Linked DNA regions of Homo sapiens: region 1 is linked to region 2. Evidence: chromatin contacts called from ENCODE Hi-C data. All regions are on one chromosome and are shown on one strand. Each heading gives the region's core, a stretch centred on a gene start or an enhancer-like site at or near the end of the contact. The rest is flanking DNA. Distances are from core to core; before and after follow the strand shown. Region 1 overlaps IGSF22 (immunoglobulin superfamily member 22). Region 2 holds the start of MRGPRX4 (MAS related GPR family member X4).

Region 1 (4,816 bases), core at 2,067-4,566, 550 kb before region 2:
GAACACATGAGTTTTCCTATTTGCATGATGGAGGTCTAGAAGGAGCCTAGAGACTGGCTACCTGTTGCAATGGGGAAGGTTGTAAGATAGACGCAGGAGTGGGAGGGAGCCTGTCCATATGGATTTTTATATTGTTTTATTCTTTAACTATGTGATTGAATTACCAGTTCAAAGAAAAATGTAAGAAAAACTAAACCTTTGCCTTTACCATGTCGCAAACACAAGCAGAATTGTAGTGATGTTTTGTCATCTGTTTTAGCATTCCACCAGTGCCGGGGTCCCCAGGGCCCAGGAATAAGAGACACAGCTTCCTTCTAAAGCCCACTCCAGTATGGCTTAGTCAGGAAGTTCTTTCTTAGGTCTGACTGCATTCCCTCCTGATGAAACATCCAGCACTGCCTCCTTAGTGCCATGTAGCTATCAATAGGTATCCTCAACTCCCTCCAGGCCTTACTTGGTTGGCTGGGTAAGTCTAAGCCCTATAACCTCTCCCTCTGAGACCCTGGAATAGTTTGGAGTTACTCAGTGAGAGGACAGGCCTATTGGGTCTGGTAACTAACCAGGAAAAGGAAGCTAGGAAATGAAGAAAAGAGAGCTCGACTGCTCTCCTGGCCCTCTCCTGTGTGCTTCCATCTCCTCTTATGTCTGAACACACACATAACATCTCTGAATCTCCCTCCTACTCCCTGTCTTGTCCTTCATGGCCTCATCCTCTTCCCCAGTCTCACAGGTGAGTGCCCACGCCTGCTGTCACCATGACAACCATTCACAGCCGGCAGATGCTGCAGGAGCACGTGTCCATGGAGTTCTCCAGCTCCACCACCCACGTGCAGACCTTCTCCCAGACAACCAAGATCGTGGGAGGCAAGTGGAATGGGGGCAGGGAAGGGATCGGGAAGGGCAGCTATTCTTCCTCCACACCCATCCCTTGGGTGGCCCCAGTTTTGCCACTAATGGGCCCCTCTGGAGCCCACAATACCAACAGCAACCCCCACCCAACGTGTGCTTCTAATCTTGGCTTTGTTAAAGCTTCAGCCAGCTGGATGTTCAACACAGATCAGATCTCCAGGAAAACAGCTTAGAAAAGATCAATCATGTGGATGTGTGTGAATGATTGATAAACTCTTAATTGCTGAAGGAGATCAGAGCCATAGGTGAACAGATTCTATCTCCAAAGGTAGAATTTCAGGCATAGGGGAAATTAGGAAGGTAGCCACCTTATCTACATATCAGTAATGCTGACCCTGCTCCACTTAAGAAATAGGAGACTTGGGGCTACCAGTGGAGAAAGAAGGTGAACACATAAACAAGAAGGTGACCTTACCTTCCAGGCTTTTAGCCCTCTGGGGCCAGACTTGGAAGAGGGCAGATCCAAGGGAAAGCTGAGAAATGGTCTCAGAGCTGAACAGAGTGTTTTAGTCACGTCTCTAGTGGAAAGAGATTAAAAGATGGCCGGGGGCCAAGACATTGGATACCCCTTCTCACAGTCATTGCCCCTCCCTCAAAGCCTCAAAGGGATAGAGTCCCTCAAAGTCCTCCGTGCACAGAGGTCAAGGCCAGATAAACACTCTATACCAACCAACACCTCCTGGCCAGTGAGGCAGAGCAAGTGGAACAGCTGGGACTCAAGGCCTATGGTCTAGACCAGAAGTTCCAAACTCAAGTGATTTACAGCAGTGATTCTCTGCTGTGGCCGCACATCAGAGTCACCTTAGTGCAGGGGGTGTGAGGAGGGCAAAAATATGGCAGTACCTGAGTCTCACCCCAGACCATTCAATCAGGTATTTCTTATAAAGTTCTCCATGGATTATATATGTGCAGCCAAAGCTGTAGACCACTGACCAACAGGGCCCAGGCAGGGAACATAAATGTGGGGAAAAGACTGGGGTAAACTAGAGACTGTATATCCCATCTAAAGGGGCAGCCACTATTCACCTCCCACTGACTGTTGCCATATGGGAATACAGGTTCAGTGTTGAGAATCCAGAAATCTGAATTTTTATGTGAAATCTTTCTCTTTCAGATGTAGGGCTACTTTTTTGTTTAAACATTGTGGAGGTCACATAAAAGACATCTGCAGGCCAGGTGTCCACTGCACTCTGCCTGTTTGAGACCTCTTGTTAGTATTTAAAAGCAGGCCATGAGAGCTTCTTAACACACTTTTCCCCCTCTGTCAGATTAGTGGGATAATAAAGGCACCTACTTCAGTGGGATGCTGTGAAGATGGAATAAAATCATCTCTGATATGTGCCTAGCACAGTTCCTGACTCAAGGAAAGTGTTCCATGATTCAGAGCAATTGTTGTGAATTGATAACTCACCAGCCAAGAAGATTGTCTGTAGTTTTATACTGCAAAAACAGTTTTTTTTGTTTTCCAAATATAAAATTATATTTCCACATTGAAGATGTGCTTTCAGATAAGGATATTCCCATATATAGCTCCACTGGAGTGGGACTGTGTCGTGTCCTGTCCCTCACTCAAGAATCACTACTCCCAAGGCAATGAATGCTGAACCCACAGAATGGCAGGGAGAAAATCTAGAGCAGAGCTCAGCCAAGCTGCAGACCTCCCAGGCAGAAGCAGGCCTAGCCCCTCTTAATGCTACTGGGGGACCAGGACTTCCAGGAGAGAAGCCTAAGAGACCAAGAAAATTCCAAAAGAGAAGCCTCCTTTAAAAAAAAAAATTAGGACTCAGGGCTGTGGCCCCATAAAGGTAATGGACCACTGAGGTGTGGGAAAGGAGTTCGCCTCCCCTAGTGGTTGAAACTTGCCATAACACAATGGCCCATCGACTCACCCTGCTTTCTCCCCATGTAGCTGGTCCTGCTCCCACTTCCCTAAATGCTCTTTGTTCCCATGCTCCACCGTCCTCTCAAGAAAGCTCTGTCCTCCCATCGCGAGCTGGGCTTCTACCTGGAGCCCATTCTGACCTCTCGCCTGCCCCCACAGAGGAGGTCGTGAGGAGGAAGTCCTCGAGCATAGTGGAGTTCTTCAGCTTAGTGACCCGGAGCTCAAACATCCCTGCGGGCGACAGCGTCCCTGAGTTCGTGGAGAAGCCTCAACCGGTCACCGCGCCCGAGGGTGTGTTGCTGCCTGTGGCTCACCGGGCTCCAGTGCTTCGCTTTCTAATCGAGTGCCCCCACCCTCCGTCCTACCCCAACGACCTCCAATGCTAAACCCTGGCAGAGCCTGGCCGAGGGTTCCTCCCCTGCCCGGGGCCAGGCCCAGGTGTCTGGGAGGAGGCAGAGAGCCGGCAGAGGGTGGCAGAGGCTCTAGCCTGGTGGCTAAGAGGCGAAAACGCGTCCTGTGCTCATCGCAGGGGACAAAGCCGTGTTCCGAGCCCGGGTGCAGGGGAACGCCAAACCCCACATCTCCTGGAAGAGGGAGAGCGGCATCCCCATCAAGGAGTCCGCCAAGATATTCTACGACAGCATTAACAAGGAACACGTGCTGAAGGTGCGGGGGCCAAGCCCAAGTCCAGTTACCGAGAAGGCCAGAGGCAGGGACCCCCAGGGCGGGCCGCCAGTCTTCTCACCGATGAGAGCCTTAACGGCGGCCCGAGAGCCGGGCAGTGGGAAAAGCAGCTGTCATTGCCCGAGAGGCGCGGCAGGATAAGAGAGGCCGAGTCAGGAACCGGGATATTGCCGGAATGAGCAGAGGACCCAAAGTACCCCCGGGGCAGAGCAGAGCAGGGGCAGAGCCAGAACGTGGCGGGGCGGGACGCAATGGAAGCGAAGGGGCGTGTCCACAAGGCGAGTGAGCCAAAAGGAACGCGGGACCAAGACGGTGGGCGTAGCCATGGAGGGCGGGACCATTGTGGGTGGCGAGGTGCCGGAGGGACTCGCCGTAGAGTAGGGGTGAGGGTCAGGGGCTCCGGGCTCTTCAGCTGAACCCTCCCCAAGGACCGACCATCCTTAGGTCTAACCAGCTTCTGGATCACTTTCTGAGAGCTGGGCCTACCCAGCTGTAACCCCTGGCTCCAGGCCCTTCGAGGAAAGGGAGGGATGGATCACGGGGAGATCTAGGCCTATAATTACTTATGATCCTATAATCACTCGGGTCCTGACCCGATTTCCCGTTGTGAAAGGCAAAGAGCCTCCTTTTTTCCCCACAGACAGAAGTAGTCTGCTCCCAAAGACCCATCATCACTGGACCCTAAGCCCCCCACAGCACACACGAGCTGCCCCAGTCCCCCTGATGGCCACCTCTTACACAAGCTCATTCATTCAGCAGACACTTTCTGAGAGCCTTGGCTTCTGAGAGCCTAGCAGGCTTCTGCAAGCACCATGCAGACGGGCATCAAGTCAGCCTTACTCACCACTGTTCCTTCTGGGGCTCAGCCCAGTGTCTGGTACAGAGGAGTAAATTGTATTAAATGAAGTCTCAGCCAGATGATGCCAGAAACTGCAGATAGAGTTACAAGGCAGGGGAAGCCCTGCCTTCTGGGAGCTCACAGCCAAGGGGGAGAGTCCGATGGAGAAGCAGACAGTTTTATTGCTATGGAATCAGGCTACAAACATGCATACTCACACTGACTGCTAGCTGGTACCTCCAAATCATACAGGCTGCTCAATCCTCCACACATATACCCAACAGTCAGTTCCTATTGTCCCCTAAAAAAAAAAAAGGCCTCCTACCTTATCTGACAGAAAGTCTCCCTGTGGTTCCTTTTCCTTCCCCCACTAATGGCCGGACTTTGATCCAGCTGGAGCCACTGACTTCGGATGACTCTGACAACTATAAGTGCATTGCAAGCAATGACCATGCAGATGCCATCTATACCGTATCTCTGCTGGTAACAGAAGGTGAGTTGGC
Region 2 (4,230 bases), core at 742-3,241:
TGTGTGGACAAATGACAGGAGAGGGCTATTCATAAAACCAATTTCTAAGACTGTTTTTATGAAGGGAGAATCTCTCTCTAAGGACATTATTTTGCTTTATATCTGAGAATTCAATGGAATTTAGAGGTAGCAGAACTCACTTATTAAGAATTGAGCTTCCAACTGCAGTAATGCCTCCAGTCATAGAAGGGAACATGATTTTCAGGGGAACATAGTCTGACAGATTAATAAGGAATCTTCCTTTTTGATACTATCAGGTAGGAAACAAGTATAAAGAAGAGTTTTAGGGTTGTGGACAGGAACTCCTTTTATTACAATGAAAAGTGCAGAAAAAGTGTTCAGTAGGAAAGATTCAGTGCAAGATAACAGGGAAAATGTATTGGTAATATCAAGGAGAATCCAAACATTGTACTGTCAGACTAATGCTTTCCATGGGTGAAAACTGCAACTGTCAGGTTAGATAAACATTTATTTGAAGACCTTGAGTTACCACTGAGACATTTCTGAGGCGAAACGCTAAGAAAAACGCATGTAATTGTCAAGGGTGGCAGGACAGTGTTGCTCTCAAAGTCCCGTCTGACTGACAGGGCAGAGGCTCTCCCTCATGGCCCCAATCTGCTTCCCGACAGCTCCAGGCTTTCCTCAGGAAGCTGCCCTTCACCTTTATCCACCTCAGGCTTGTCCTGCAGAGCCCTCTGGAGAACCAGCTTCAGGTTCTGCCTATTTTGACGCTGCCTAAAGGAGCCCACGAAGAAGTAAATGATGGGGTTGGCACTACTGTTTAGAGAGGACAGGGACATGCAAACCAGATAAACATGACAATATAAGACTTCCAAATTCAGGTGCATCCTGTAAATTAGGGCCCCCAGAATGCCGAAGGGCAGGCCGCAGAGGAGGAAGACCAGCACTGTGAGCAGGATGGTCACGTACAGCCTGGTCAGCGGCATCTTCCGGGATCCACAGAGGATCCTGACCAGCAGGACCAGGCTGGAAACACAGAGAACCACACATAAAAAAATCAGCCACGCGACTGGGATGAAATCTGACGTTTCACACCAACTAGAATCAGCACCACTAAACAGGAAGTCACAGAACCTCCACTCCAGCATACTAAACAGCAGGGACAGGCCCCAGAGCAGGACACACACGACCGCTGACAGGTGTGTGGGGCGGCGGCAGCGGTACCAGATGGGCCACAGAACAGACAGGCAGCGCTCGGTGCTGATGGCGCTCAGCATACTCAGGCCTGTAAAGTAGGGAAAGGTCATCACAGAAACGAGGATTTTGCGGATGAGATGGCTGATATTGATGAGGCGTAATGGCAAACGTATAATCTGGAAGCTGAGGAAGAGGAAGTCTGCTGCGGCCAGGTTGAGGATGTAGATGGAGACAGCGTTCCTGCGCATGCGGTAGCCCAGGAGCCAGAGCACAACCGCGTTTCCTGTCAGTCCGACAAGGGAAATGATGCACGTCAGCACCGTGAAGCTCAGGGTCTGATTGTAGCAAGGAGTCTCCTCACGTCCGTTGATTGGTGTCAGTTTTGTACCGAAGACTGGGACGGTTGGATCCATGCTCAGAAACCCTAGTCTGGTGCCCCTGGGAACACAAACCAGATGTGATCACCAGCTGTATCATCTCTGATTCTCCCCACCACCCTGCCGTATGGGATTTACTGTCCTCATTTAAAGAAGAGAGAAACAGAGGCTCGCAGATAATAAGTCACTTACCAAAGGTGGGGGTCCTCAAATCCAGTTTGAAATCCAGTTCTTGTTGACTCTGAAGCCTGACATCTCTCTACTGCCACACAAGTTCTGTGCTGACATGGGAATAACATTAGGATCAAAACACCCCCACTCATCCGGCCAGGGCTTTGGACCCGATGATTAATCTATCCTGGGTCTGAAATTTTCTTTCAGGTGGAGGAATTCAGATACACAAAGAGGTGGTTGTGACACACTCGTGACTAGGACTGGTCATCCATGGACAGGAAGGAAGACCATGCATTATGAACTAGAGGAAAATGTGACCTTTGCTAGGATAAGTGTGAAAATGGCTGGGCCTGGTGGGTGAGAAATAACTCAGTGTGTCAGTCATTGCAGACAGGACTACATTTTACATTTTATACTCCCAGTGCCTATTTCCATGAGCAGCACACTGTGCTTTTCATATACATTCATTCAATGAATGAATGCATGCATGAGACTAATGGTACTGGTAGATTTGGATGAAATGGAAAATAAAGATGAAAGCACAATGTAAGGTATTAGAACACACACGTATAACTGGATGAAGAAAATTTAATTCATCAGAATTCTATTTGTGGAAAGCTGTATCTGTGTTGAGAAGAATTCTTGATGTGTGCCCAAAACTTGAAATTGACCACTGATGTGCCTTTGAAATGAAGACTCAGTGTGGCTTTGCTGAACACCTAGAAGCATTTTTGTACACAGTGTTTGGGTAGGGTGTGGGTCTGAGCTGAATTACTCAGCAATAGAACAGAGGAAAGAGTAAGTGAAGATGAGGTCTGAGTGTAACTGACGGAGGTAATTGAAGTGTGGAAATATCTATGGGGGACTACTAAGTGTTCTGCTGGGTATACACAATGTAAACTTTTTGGTTCTCTCTTTCAGGAGATCTTTGGTAGCATTTCTTTGTTGATGCAAACATTTGTATGAGAGGCGTCCATGAGGGGAAATAGGCGATGTGTAGGGCTTGGAGTGTAAAGAGAGAGATTCATGCAGATTTCAACTGGAGAATGAGGATTAGGTCTAATCTGGGAGAATAACAGCAGCTGATTGAGAGTTTGTAAGGTATTGTCTCTTTTAATCACCCGAAGAGCCTAGGAGGTAAGAATTGGTATTATTCCCATATGGCAGATAATGCAATTGGAGCACAACGAAAGGGAATTATTTGTCCCAGGGGTTATGTATTACATAGTATGAATTTGAGTCCGGCAGGTCTGACTCACAATCCAGTCTTGGAGCAGCCCTTTATACCCAGCACCACCCTGTGTCGATTATATATGTTACAGGGAGTAAAGCAGAGGAGTGATTCTCAAGTTAAATCCAAGTTGGCAGCCAAAATTGTGGATTGAAAAAAAAACTGACCTAAGCAAACTCCACATAGAGAAGGAGAGGCAAATCAAAGAGGGAACAAAATAGAGGTGAGTGAATGCCATTTAGGAATAAATTCAGGAGTTCCTTTTTGCCTATCAGAGGTCACATTTGCTCTGGAATCCTGAGGATGCACAGGGGCAGGAGGCCTCCTGGTGGACAGAAGATGCACCCTTTGCTGGGAGTACAGAGAAGCATCAGGAGTGAATGCATCCATCATGAGCTCTCTTAGAGGGGCAAGGTGCCACAGCCCTGATTGGCCCAGAAAGGAAATGGGAGGAAAAGGAGAGCCTCTGTTATCCACACTCAGGGCACTAAAGAGTTTCTCTATCTATATTTATGGTATGATATGTTTGTCTTCCTCATGAAAACCAAAGCTCCATAAGGACTAAGTCATACCTGTCATTTTCCCTGTAGTATCACCAACATTTAGCCTGTGTTCCTTAAAGACCATCTATGGTATTATCCTCATATAACATAAGATGAAGCCAAGGCATAGAGAATTAAAGGGTTTTCCTGAGTTCACAACACGAAGAGCAAGTCTAATACCAGCCCCTGGTCCCTGGAACCCTGCATGAGGCTCCAGTTCTGTTCTCTGCCCCATCATTCATTATTTCTGAGGAGTTCCTGAAAAATCTTGATGTGAGCACAGAGTCAGAGACAATCAGGGCTGAAGAGACTGCTAGATTGCCCCAATATTCATTTTCCTCTTCGGTCACATAACAATTCTGAGAGTATAAAAGCAGCACAAAGACCCACATCCCAGTTTTCCTTGATGCTGGATGACATTGTATGACCAGGTGCTGTTAAGTGGAAGAATCACAAAGTGATGTAAGCAATTCCTTGCTCACAGGATCAATAGAAGGAGTAAAGCCTCTCCTTCCCCTCGTCCTTTTCCATAAGGCTGGAATGCTGATGTAGCTGGAAACCATGCAAGATCACAAAGATGAGGGCAACTCTCTAGGGACTGGGAGCCCCAATTTTTGGAATTCTGATGTGTGACGCCTTGGAGCTTCTACTTCAGATTTCAAAGATAGTCATTTCTGGGTATTCACAGGGGATTTTTTCCAGAACTTTAGCACACACCAAAATCTGCAGATGCTCTATTTCCTTCTAT

Evidence for each region. A loop is a pair of places that touch in the nucleus more often than their neighbours do. Pooled maps may share reads with other maps.
Region 1: a loop to region 2 is called in a pooled map, with 9 times the contacts of the local background. The contact joins the enhancer-like site here to the promoter of MRGPRX4 in region 2. A Hi-C loop is called at or near these places in 8 of 50 pooled maps.

What each region holds. Positions count from the first base shown.
Region 1 is chr11:18,720,176-18,724,991 of GRCh38, reverse strand. IGSF22 (immunoglobulin superfamily member 22) reads left to right here. Exons shown (of 23, transcript NM_173588.4): 2 at 723-864; 3 at 2,951-3,082; 4 at 3,321-3,457; 5 at 4,707-4,806. The coding sequence starts at 756. All of the region lies in intron 2 of IGSF22-AS1 (IGSF22 antisense RNA 1), which reads right to left. Among named protein-coding and RNA genes, the nearest start is that of IGSF22, 3.6 kb to the left of the region's middle. RefSeq lists an enhancer at 3,172-3,361. Within about 2 kb of position 3,316, at least 24 of the 41 ENCODE cell types and tissues checked have a DNase peak (open chromatin) inside an H3K27ac peak, as active enhancers do.
Region 2 is chr11:18,170,598-18,174,827 of GRCh38, reverse strand. MRGPRX4 (MAS related GPR family member X4) reads right to left here and starts at 1,991. Exons shown (of 1, transcript NM_054032.3): 1 at 548-1,991. The coding sequence starts at 1,571. The coding sequence ends at 603.